2 separate regions of the Homo sapiens genome follow, and region 2 is linked to region 1. Evidence: read pairs that join two places in POLR2A ChIA-PET (ENCODE). Cell type or tissue: CD4-positive, alpha-beta T cell. All regions are shown on one strand. Region 1 holds the start of GPA33 (glycoprotein A33). Region 2 overlaps CD247 (CD247 molecule).

Region 1 (5,000 bases):
AAGAAGAGAAAAGCCCAGTAAGTCCTCTGGAACCCAAGTCAAGCTCCACCTCCTCCAGGAAGCCTTTCCTAATGTCCCTGCTCCTAACTGGGTCTCCCTTACCTGCGCAAAGGAAGAGGTGGTATCCTCTCATGAGGCATGGTGGGGAGGGCCGCCTGGTTGCTTTTGGTCGACCTTTGAAGGTCTTCCTTGCTCACCTGCAGTGGCAATGGCTATTTCACTATTTGGTAAACTCTGTTTATATACCTCAAGTCGACCACCAAGCCTGGCTTCTCCTGCCCCACTGCTCTGGCCCCTTCTTCCTCTTAATGTAAGATATGGAGGAAGAAAAGTTGGTGGGCACGTGATTCTGTGCTGGGCAGGCTGTGGTGGGAGGGATGGGGCGGAGGTAGAAGACACTTCATCAGTGTGTCTGAAAACATGCCCAAGACTCGTTCTGCTGGGTGAGTTCCCCAGGGGTCACTTGCCTTCTCATAGGAAGAAGCAAAATGTCCTGCTCCAGGCAATTCAGAGTTACGGCCACTTTTCCCTCCAAGCTGGGTGAGCATCTTGTTTTAAGATCGTTTTTCTAAGCCAAAATTTCTTATTTTTATTCATGCATGGGTCGCAGCCAGTCTACAAGTGTGGGGATATGTGTTGGGGGTTGGGGTGGTGCAGGCATGGAGGAGCTTCTGGCTTACCAGGAGAAGATGGGAGAATCACTGGCCCAGCCAGGGAAGGATGGGTATTTCCTTCAGCCTCCCTCTCTCAGGCCCTGGAGCATCCTCCCTGCCTGAATCTGATGGCTGAGATAGGCCCACTTATGACTAATCATTCCAGACTCCTCACTTCTATGGCACCTGCACAAACTATGTGCTCAGTAAAGAGTTGTTTGGATAAAGGAATGAGCCAACCAGTCCATCTTGGTGGATGATGAGGGGCTTTCTGCCTTCAGTCAGATGAACTTGAGCCAGCCTGAGAGAATGATCTTACCCAGATCTTCCTCCAAACCGTGTGATCCAGCCCTTCCCCAGCAGCAGGCTGCCCTTCCCTCGAGAGCCCCAAGGCCAGGTGTTGAGAGAAAAGCATGTCTAGGGCCTGGGAGAACCAGAATGAGCTGTAGGCCCCGTGGCCCGGGGCTTTCCTGTGTATGCTAAAAAGTGAGCTCTAAACCAGTCTCCTGGTTTCCACTTCCCCAGGCTTGGTGCTCCTGAGTTTCCTGGTATAGCTCTTCTCCTCCCCGTTGCAGCTGGATCCTGGAAGCCCTCAACAGTGTCTGAATTGCAAGGTGATGGCCAAATACACTAAACCAAAGATATTCCTAAACTTTGCCAAACCCTGCGTCTCTCAACTTCCTTCTCTCCATTCTATTTCCTTCCAATGCCCAGCAAAATGGTTGGTACCTTAATGCCAAGACTTTCATTCTAACCCTTAGACACTCCATAGGTCCCCACAGAACACTGTGCTATTAAGCACTTGATGTGGATTCAACCATATACTCATGAATGTCTGATTTTGTTCTGGGAGGTTTCCCTCCCAGAGGGAAATGCTCAGAGTCCCAGAATTTTCAATGACCAGGGTCCCAGAAGTGGCAAGGAGCTTTGGCCTTTGGAAAAGACCCATCTAGTTTGTTGTTTGTTTTTAGGGTTTGAATCTTCTCTTGCTCTGTGAATGATACGGGATAAGTTGCATTGTCTCTTCTGCCTCAGTTTCCTGTCTCTTTCTCTGGTTTTAACACAAACGTTAATATACTAGATAATGAACATATCTAGATCCACACATCCTGGATTTTCTAGGACAACTCCGATTTCAAATACTTTGTCCACATTGTCAAATCCTGTGTCTGATCCTATAATCTAATTTGGGATAAGAAAATATGGTCTTGAGAGTACTTTGAATTCTTCATTTCAGCAGTGGGCTAGAATGTTATTTACTAATATGTAAATAAAAACCATTCTGATTCTGGGCACTGGTCCGGAATGTGTAATTCTGGCCCAGCAGGAACGCAGCTGTGTTGCTGGAGGCCCTTCCTGGGAAGGCTCTGACAGAGCCTCTCCTTCAGCCCTAGGTCCCCATGTCTCACCCACCCCTGGGCACTGGAGAGAAAAGGGGCCTACTCACCTGCACAGAGTGTCCACAACACAGGCCACATCTTCCCCACCATGGTCTTGCTTCTTCTCTGCCCTAAACCTAACCTGTCACTGGCAGCCTCCAGACAGGTCTGAGCTGTCTGGTTAAAGCTACAGCAGCTTCTGGCCTGGCCCAACTGGAGGTCCCTGCAATTTTCCCTCTTCTCACCCACCTCTGCCCAGCCTCAGCTGGATTGGCAGGTGAGCTCCTCAGCTGGATTGGCAGGTGAGCTGGGGCTGGGCTCATGTGTCACCTACTCCAAAGGTCCCAAGAGGAGTCTTCCCTACTTCCCTCAAGTTCCCCTTAAACCAGCCACCTCCCCTGCCTTCTCCCTACTTAACAAGTGTACAAAGTCCTAGACTGCTCACAAAGGGGTAGGCCTCTCTTATAACTGACAGGAAATAAATAATAAAAAGGGAAATGCACTCAGAGGTAGGGTTCCAAGCTAGTAAAAGAAGGGTGTTGCCCATATTTGCTGAAACACTTCAAGACACAATGTGATCTGTTTCTCTACTTCTCTCCTCTTCTACAGCCTCCACCCCACAGTGCGCAAGAGATATAGTCATGAAGAAAACAGGAAGTCTCCCCCTTCAGAGTTTATATTCTGACTGGGAAAGTAGCAAGTTCATAAGTGAAAGAAGATCATCTTGGGGACATGTGACCAACTTGTCTCACTTTTCCTAGGACTGTCCTGGTTTTCAAACCAAAAGGAACCCCCTCAGTCCCAAGCAAATTTGGATGATGGTCACCCTACTGAAAGAATGATCAGTGGTGTGGGACCATAATTCTCCAGGAGCAGTGGCTGTTGCTGGTTTCTTCCATAGATATTTTAGATATATATACACTGTTCTGCAATGATTTATTCATTTTTCATTTAATGAAAGGTTTTAGAAAGCTTTCTGTATCGGTATGTATAGCACCACCACCATCATCTTTTTAAAATGGGGATGATATTTCACTGTATATGAGTGACATGATTTATTTAACCAAACTACTTTTAAGATTGTTTTTCCTCATCTTTCACAACTATGAAAAGATTGCAACCAATATCTATTATGTGTACGATATTTCACACGTGTTGTGATTATACATGTAAGATAAATTCTTAAAAGTAAAATTTCTGACTCACTGAAAGTTATGCATATTTGTAATTTTTATAGATATTGCTAAACTAGCTACCATGAGAATTTTACAGCCTACACTCCTATTAGCAGCATATAAGGATACCTATCTCCCCACACACTCACTAACACAGTTACCAAGTGTTTATGACACAGTTATCAAACTTTCTGCTCATCGCCAATCTAAGTGAACATGATATCCCATGTATATATAATTTACTTTTTAAAATTATTAGTGAAATTTGGCCAGGCGCGGTGGCTCACGCCTGTAATCACAGCACTTTGAGAGGCCAAGGTGGGCTGATCACGAGGTCAAGAGATCGAGGCCATCCTGGCTAACACGGTGAAACCCCGCCTCTACTAAAAATACAAAACATTAGCCAGGTGTGGTGGTGTGCGCCTGTAATCCCAGCTACTTGGGAGGCTGAGGCAGGAGAATGGTGAACTCGGGAGGCAGAGCTTGCAGTGAGCCAAGATGGTGCCACTGCACTCCAGCCTGGGCGACAGAGCAAGACTCTGTCTCAAAAAAAAAAATTATTAGTGAAATTGAAAATCTTTTAATATAGTTGCACATCATATATATTTTCTTTTCTGAGACTAGGTAGCTCATTTGCCCGTATTTCTTTTTTTAATAAATTTTTAAAAATATAGACACAGAATCTCGCTACGTTGACCAGGCTGGTCTTGAATTCCTGGGCTCAAGCAATCCTGCCTCAGTCTCCCAAAATGCTGGGATTACAGGCATGAGCCACCACGTCCAGCCGTTTGGCCATATTTCTATTGAGCTGTTGATCTTTAGCTTGTTGACTTCTAGCAGATCTTTGTATATTAGGGAAAGGAACTTTTGGATGTGATAAGCATTGCAAATATTTCCCCTAGCATTTCTTTGTGTTATGAATTCATAGTATCCTACATGACTTATTGTTATTAATCCTTTTGACTGCTAGGTTTGGTTGACATACAAAATTTGTTGTTTTCTGTTTATTACATTTCACTCAGGCACCTTGTTAATTCTCTTATTATATGTAATAATTGTTCAGCCCCAACATTTTATAATATCTTTGCCAAATTAGTCTTCCTAATTACTTGTCTGCTTGGGTCCTATCACTGACTCTGCAGAACCTAACAAATTAGCTTTTAAGGTATTCTAGCATTTGTTCTCAAACACAGTCTACCTTCCAGAATACGTAATTTATGCTCTGACCAAGTTAGACATATTTTCATACCCAGAACTCATACTTCCTTACCCCCAAAACTTTATTGATGCCACCCCCTCGGTAATTCCCTTCCCCTACTATATCTGCTATTATAATCTTACTTGTCCTTTAGAAGTCAGCTCATATATCACCACTGCTTCTATGAAGTCTTTCCTGATTTCTTCAGTCAGAAGGGCTCTTTCTCACCTTTGAACTCACACAGCACTCTGGATCTCTTTTAGGACACTAACTACATTCTCTCTTATGCTTGAGTTATTTTTGGTCTGTGTCTCATTCCTCCTAATAAACAGTGAGCTCATTCATTCAGCCATTTCTAATGATACGATATACCAGGCATCATTCCACCTAACTAGGAAGAAAGACAACTTTAAGCTATGTGTTTTGCCAATTTTGGTCAAGTAAAGTGTCATATGTAGTAGGTAATCAATGAATATTTTAAGTTGGTAAATGGATGGATAAATGGATGAAAGGATGACTATGGTATGTGTGGGATGAGAGGTGTGGGCTATTTGGCTTTGCTTTGATCATTGTGATGGTAGAGGGGTTAGTAGGG
Region 2 (5,000 bases), 380 kb after region 1:
GTTTAATTCGAAGACTCCTCAAAGTGAGCCTCCTGGTAGCCCAGCAGGAACTGTTTTAGAGTCTTCTTCCTTCAGTTACAGTCAGTGACTTGCATAGAGAGCTCAGGTCACCTGGCTCATCTCAGGCACTCACCAGACACCTGGGAAGGGCTGGTATTTCTACCCTTGATACTTTGCTCCCAGTAAAGGGAAACCAAGGCTGAGAACCCTCACTTTTCTTTACCCACCTTTGTTCTTAGCCCTGCCTTCTGCTAAATTGTAACCAACAAATCCACAGTGGCTAAAATTCCCAGTCATGCAGTCGCTCCTAGACTGAGATGCTCCACCCGGCTGATTTGTTGTGAATTAAGGGAACCAAAAAATAAAGTGCTCTCTTTCCTTCCAAGCAGGGAAAGGAAGCTACATTCCCAAACATAGAGAAGAGCAAACTGCAATAAAAAAAAAAAAAACAGGAGTTCCTACCACTAAAAAATACGTGATCTGTTTTGCTTTGTTTTGTCTTTTTCCTGGAGTGCAGTGGCACAATCTCAGCTCTCTGCAACCTCCACCTCCTGGGTTCAAGTGATTCTCATGCCTCAGCCACCCGAGTAGCTAGCACTACAGGTGTGTGCCACAGTGCCCGGCTAATTTTTGTATTTTTAGTAGAGACAGGGTTTCACCATGTTGGCCAGGCTGGTCTTGAACTCCTGACCTCAAGTGATCTGCCCCCCCTCAGCCTCCCAAAAAGTGCAGCCTCCCAAAGTTTGGCAAGAAGCATTTATACATTTGTGGGACTGAGTCCATTTAAATCGTCCAAATGTCCAGATCCAAACCATGGGCCCACAGAGCTAAGGAGTTGTCTTGGAAGATGGAGACGTATTTGATTTTCAGTTGTAAGATCCAGTTAAACAAGGGAATTCACTGGAGAAGGAAATCGAGTCTTTCCCTGTCCTCTGGCATTGGATTACTTCCCAGTATGCTTAAGTGGTTCTTGTTGATGTTGGGACACTTAACTACACTCATTAAGACAGTCACGGGCATTGACTCTGCATTTTTTAATCTGACATTTTCTGTTTTCCAAGCGATTTTATTTTCAAGAACAATGCAGATCTCCCCTCCTCACCCCTTTTTTTTTCTTCCAATAATTAGGCCTGAAAGCAGAGTGAGAGATAAAGGAAAGTGTTCAAGCAAATGATCTGAGGTTCTAGAATAAATATGTCCTAGTCATTACAGAGCTGTTTGAAAGCCTGTGATTGGCCTCCTATGGTCACTGGGGCACAGCCTCCTTGGATGGCATCTCTGCCTCTCCTAGATGTCTTGGAGAGAATCAAGACTCAGGCCTTGGACCTCTTCTCTAATCTTACACACTTCTTTTGTGATTTCATCTATTCATTCTCGGTACTTTATTTTATTTTATTTTATTTTTTTTGAGATGGAGTCTCACTCTCGTCACCCAGGCTGGAGTGCAATGGTGCGATCTCGGCACACGGCAACCTCCGCCTCCCAGGCTCAAGTGATTCTCTTGCCTCAGCCTCCTAAGTAGCTGGGATTACAGGCTCATGCCATCATGCCCAGCTAATTTTTGTATTTTTAGTAGAGATGGGGTTTCACCATGTTGGCCAGGTTGGTCTTGAACTCCTGACCTCAGGTGATCCACCCATCTCAGCTTCCCAAAGTGGTGGGATTACAGGCATGAGCCACCATGCCTGGCCTTTTCTCAGTACTTTAAAATATCATCCGTATACTGTTGACCCCACCATTTAGATCTACAGCCCCAGTTCTCTCCTGAAATCCAGACTCGAACATCCATTCAATATCTAACGGACAACTCAGCTCTACTTGTCCTAAGCAGAACTCCTTATTTCTCCCCCAGCAAACCTGCCTTTTCCAGGGTCATTGGGTAACATGAGGAAGAATTTGATTTCTCAATCCAAAACTGGGGGAAATATTTTTTTTATTTCCTATATGACTTTTGGGCTTACAGAAGTAAAAATGTTAATTGTAAAAAAAAAAAAAAAAAAAAAAAGAAACAAGGAAAATACAGAAAAGCGTGGAAAAGAAAATAAAAATTAGCCAAAAACCAACCACTCAAACATAATCTTTAACATTTTGCTATATTTTCTTCTAATGTTTTTTTCTACTGCTTTCCTTTTTTTCAAAATTAGGATCATATGTTAGGGTTTGTGTTTGTTTGATTTTTCTTAGTATTACCTATTTTTTGACTATTTTGAGGTATTGCTATGTATAATAATTTACTCAGCTATGCCCTTATTGTTAGAAATGCAGGTTATCGTTGATTTTTAGTATTATAGTGCTGCAGTCAACATCCTTGAACACAAATATTTTATTCCACTGATTATTTCTTTCTTTCTTTTTTTTTTTTTTTTTGAGATGGAGTCTCACTCTGTCACCCAGGCTGGAGTGCAATGGCACAATCTCGGCTCACTGCAACCTCCACCTCCTGGGTTCAAGCAACTCTCCTGCCTCAGCTTCCCGAGTAGCTGGGACTACAGGCGCCCATCACCACGCCCGGCTAATTTTTTATATTTTTAGTACAGGTGGGTTTTCACCGTGCTAGCTAGGATGGTCTTGATTTTCTAACCTCGTGATCTGCCTGCCTCGGCTTCCCAAAGTGCTGGGATTATAGGTATGAGCCACTGCGCTCAGCGTGATTATTTCTTCAGAATAAATTAAGACACATGGAAACATGTACCCTAAAAGACAAATATATTTTTCTGGAAAGTAACTCACCCTTAAATTTAAAGAAAATTGGCTCTATCTTTCTGGAAAGTAATTCAGCTCTAAATTTTCTGGGCTATTTAAACTTAGGGCTGACTTACTTTCCAGAAAGACAAAACCAATTTACATTCAGCAGTTTTTGAGAGACTCTAATTCATTGTGTTCTCACCACACTGGGTATTATCATTAAACAGACACACAGCAAACAAAACAACTCAACCTACCCAGTAAGCAAAAATAGTCTAATTTTAAAATTTGCATTTTTTTGAATAGTAGCAATGTTGAACATTTTTTTCATGTGTTTTCTTCACCCTGTGTATTTCCTATTTTATGAATTGTGTGGTGATGACTTTTGCTTATATTTTGTTTATGTGTTTTAGAGATGGGGGTCTCATTCTGTCTCTCACGCTGGAGTCCAGTGGTATGTTCCTAGCTCACTGCAGCCTTGAACTCCTGGGCTCAAACGATCTTCCAGCCTCAGCCTCCAGGGTAGCTGGAGCTACAGGCATGAGCCACTACACTCGGCTTTATTTTTCTTTTGATGTACCCTCTTACAAAGTGATTTCTTTTTTTTTTCTTTCTGTTTCTTTCTTTTTTTTTTTTTTTTTTTGAGACTGAGTCTTGCTCTGTCACCCAGTCTGAAGTGCAGTAGTGCGATCTCGGCTCACTGCAACTTCTGCCTCCTGGATTCAAGCAATTCTCCTGCCTCAGCCTCCTGAGTAGCTGGGACTACAGGTGACCACCACCACACCCAACTAATTTTTTGTATTTTTAGTAGAGATGGGGTTTCATCAAGTTGGCCAGGCTGGTCTCAAACTCCTGACCTCAGGTGATCCACTCGCCTCAGCCTCCGAAAGTGCTAGGATTACAGGCATGAGCCACTGTGTCCAGCCCTAAATGATTTCTAAGAGCGTGTTACATATTAAGGATTCATCCTTTTCCTATGGTATATACTGTGAATATTTTCCCTCTTTACCATCTACCTTTTATTTGGTGTCTTTGGCACATAGAAGTTGAAATTTAAGTCATCAGATTTTTGCTTAGAAAATCTTTCCTCATTTTGAGATCAAAGATCATTCACTTATATTTTCTTGGGGGTACTATTTTCAATGTCCTGATAAAACGCTCACAATAAAAAAATTAGGAAGTGTTTTAGGCTGCAGTTCAGGTTGGCAGAATTATGCCTATGGCCAAATGTGTTTGTATGCACTCACACACAGTGTGTGCACATGCGGGAAAGCAAGTCTAGCAAAATTTATTTTATCTATTTAAATGCATTACAATTAAGAAAGCAAAATGTGGACTTTTTTTTTCAAGGGGACAGTAACAACGAAGCGAAGAATTCTGTTTCATAGCTGGGTGAGGGAGGGTATTGTTGCACATCTATTAGGATTTTGCTGGCTGTTGAAGTCAGGTCCTACTGCAGATTGTGTATTTATCACAGTTTTCTTTAAAGAAGTAAAATCAAAGTGGGCAAAGGCATCTGTTGGAAGCGCTCTAAATATGCAGATATTCTTGAGGGAGACACAACATTACTAATCTTGTGTCTGACCCTCTTGTGTCTGATCCTGCCACTCCCACACACTGTGAGGGCCTGTTCGGCTTGGTGTCCTCATGGCCTAGTGACCCCCATGGCCTAGAGAGGATTCTTTGTGTGTCCACACCTGTGTTGCCTGCATGAAAGATCAGTGAACATTTGCTAGTGTGTGGAATTCCTTGGCCTTCCCGGCAGCCCCTGCCCACCTGCTCCTCTGGCCTGACCACCTTTGCCCTCCAGCCCACACAAGTATTCTACAGCTGGGGCCTTGAAGGATATCAGATGTCTACTCCTTAGGCGTCTTCTTCAAGTTTTACACACACACACACACACACACACACACACACACCCATCTGTAGTCTTACAGGGAGATCTATTCTGAGGCCTTTCCTTGAAGAGCTGTGGTTCTGTGTTCACACTCCCTCTTACACCCTCTGGGTGGTTCTCTGACCTGAGATAGCCAGCTGTCCCGAGCTGCCCTCCACCGCCCAGGGGGCAAGTGTGGTTTCTCCTGCTCCCTGCTTGCCATCTCCTTCTCTCTGGGCCTTTCTCTCCTCCAAGGCCCATCTGAGGGCAGCTGCAACCTGCATATTGTTTCGAAAATAAGGTTGCTTCCTGCCTACCTGCAGACCACCCACGCCCACAGGCTACTAGGAGAAATGTCATTTAGCCGCGCTCACAGCCAGTGATTCACAGAGCTTCTCGCCAACTCCTTCAACCCCAACTGCAGCTTGAGAATGAGGCG

Evidence for each region. ChIA-PET counts read pairs that join two places held together with the same protein. Peaks named below come from ENCODE experiments on the same cell type or tissue, not always from the same donor. Only the 100,000 strongest peaks of a DNase experiment are listed, where the experiment ranks them.
Region 2: POLR2A ChIA-PET joins it to region 1 with 5 read pairs; 1 of 35 experiments calls an interaction of 5 or more read pairs at or near these places.

The regions. Positions count from the first base shown.
Region 1 is chr1:167,088,145-167,093,144 of GRCh38, forward strand. It overlaps GPA33 (glycoprotein A33), which reads right to left and starts at 2,233. Exons shown (of 7, transcript NM_005814.3): 1 at 2,101-2,233. The coding sequence starts at 2,143. It overlaps LOC124904451 (a long non-coding RNA gene), which reads left to right and starts at 456. Exons shown (of 3, transcript XR_007066717.1): 1 at 456-540; 2 at 1,179-1,267; 3 at 2,642-3,237. RefSeq lists an enhancer at 2,259-2,408. In CD4-positive, alpha-beta T cell, no CTCF peak of the experiment used is centred here; a DNase peak (open chromatin) is centred at 2,647; H3K4me3 peaks cover 2,512 bases; H3K27ac peaks cover 2,475 bases.
Region 2 is chr1:167,468,523-167,473,522 of GRCh38, forward strand. The region is part of intron 1 of CD247 (CD247 molecule); the gene reads right to left. The region is part of intron 3 of LOC101928512 (a long non-coding RNA gene); the gene reads left to right. Among named protein-coding and RNA genes, the nearest start is that of CD247, 48 kb to the right of the region's middle. In CD4-positive, alpha-beta T cell, no CTCF peak of the experiment used is centred here; no DNase peak of the experiment used is centred here; H3K4me3 peaks cover 358 bases; H3K27ac peaks cover 1,358 bases.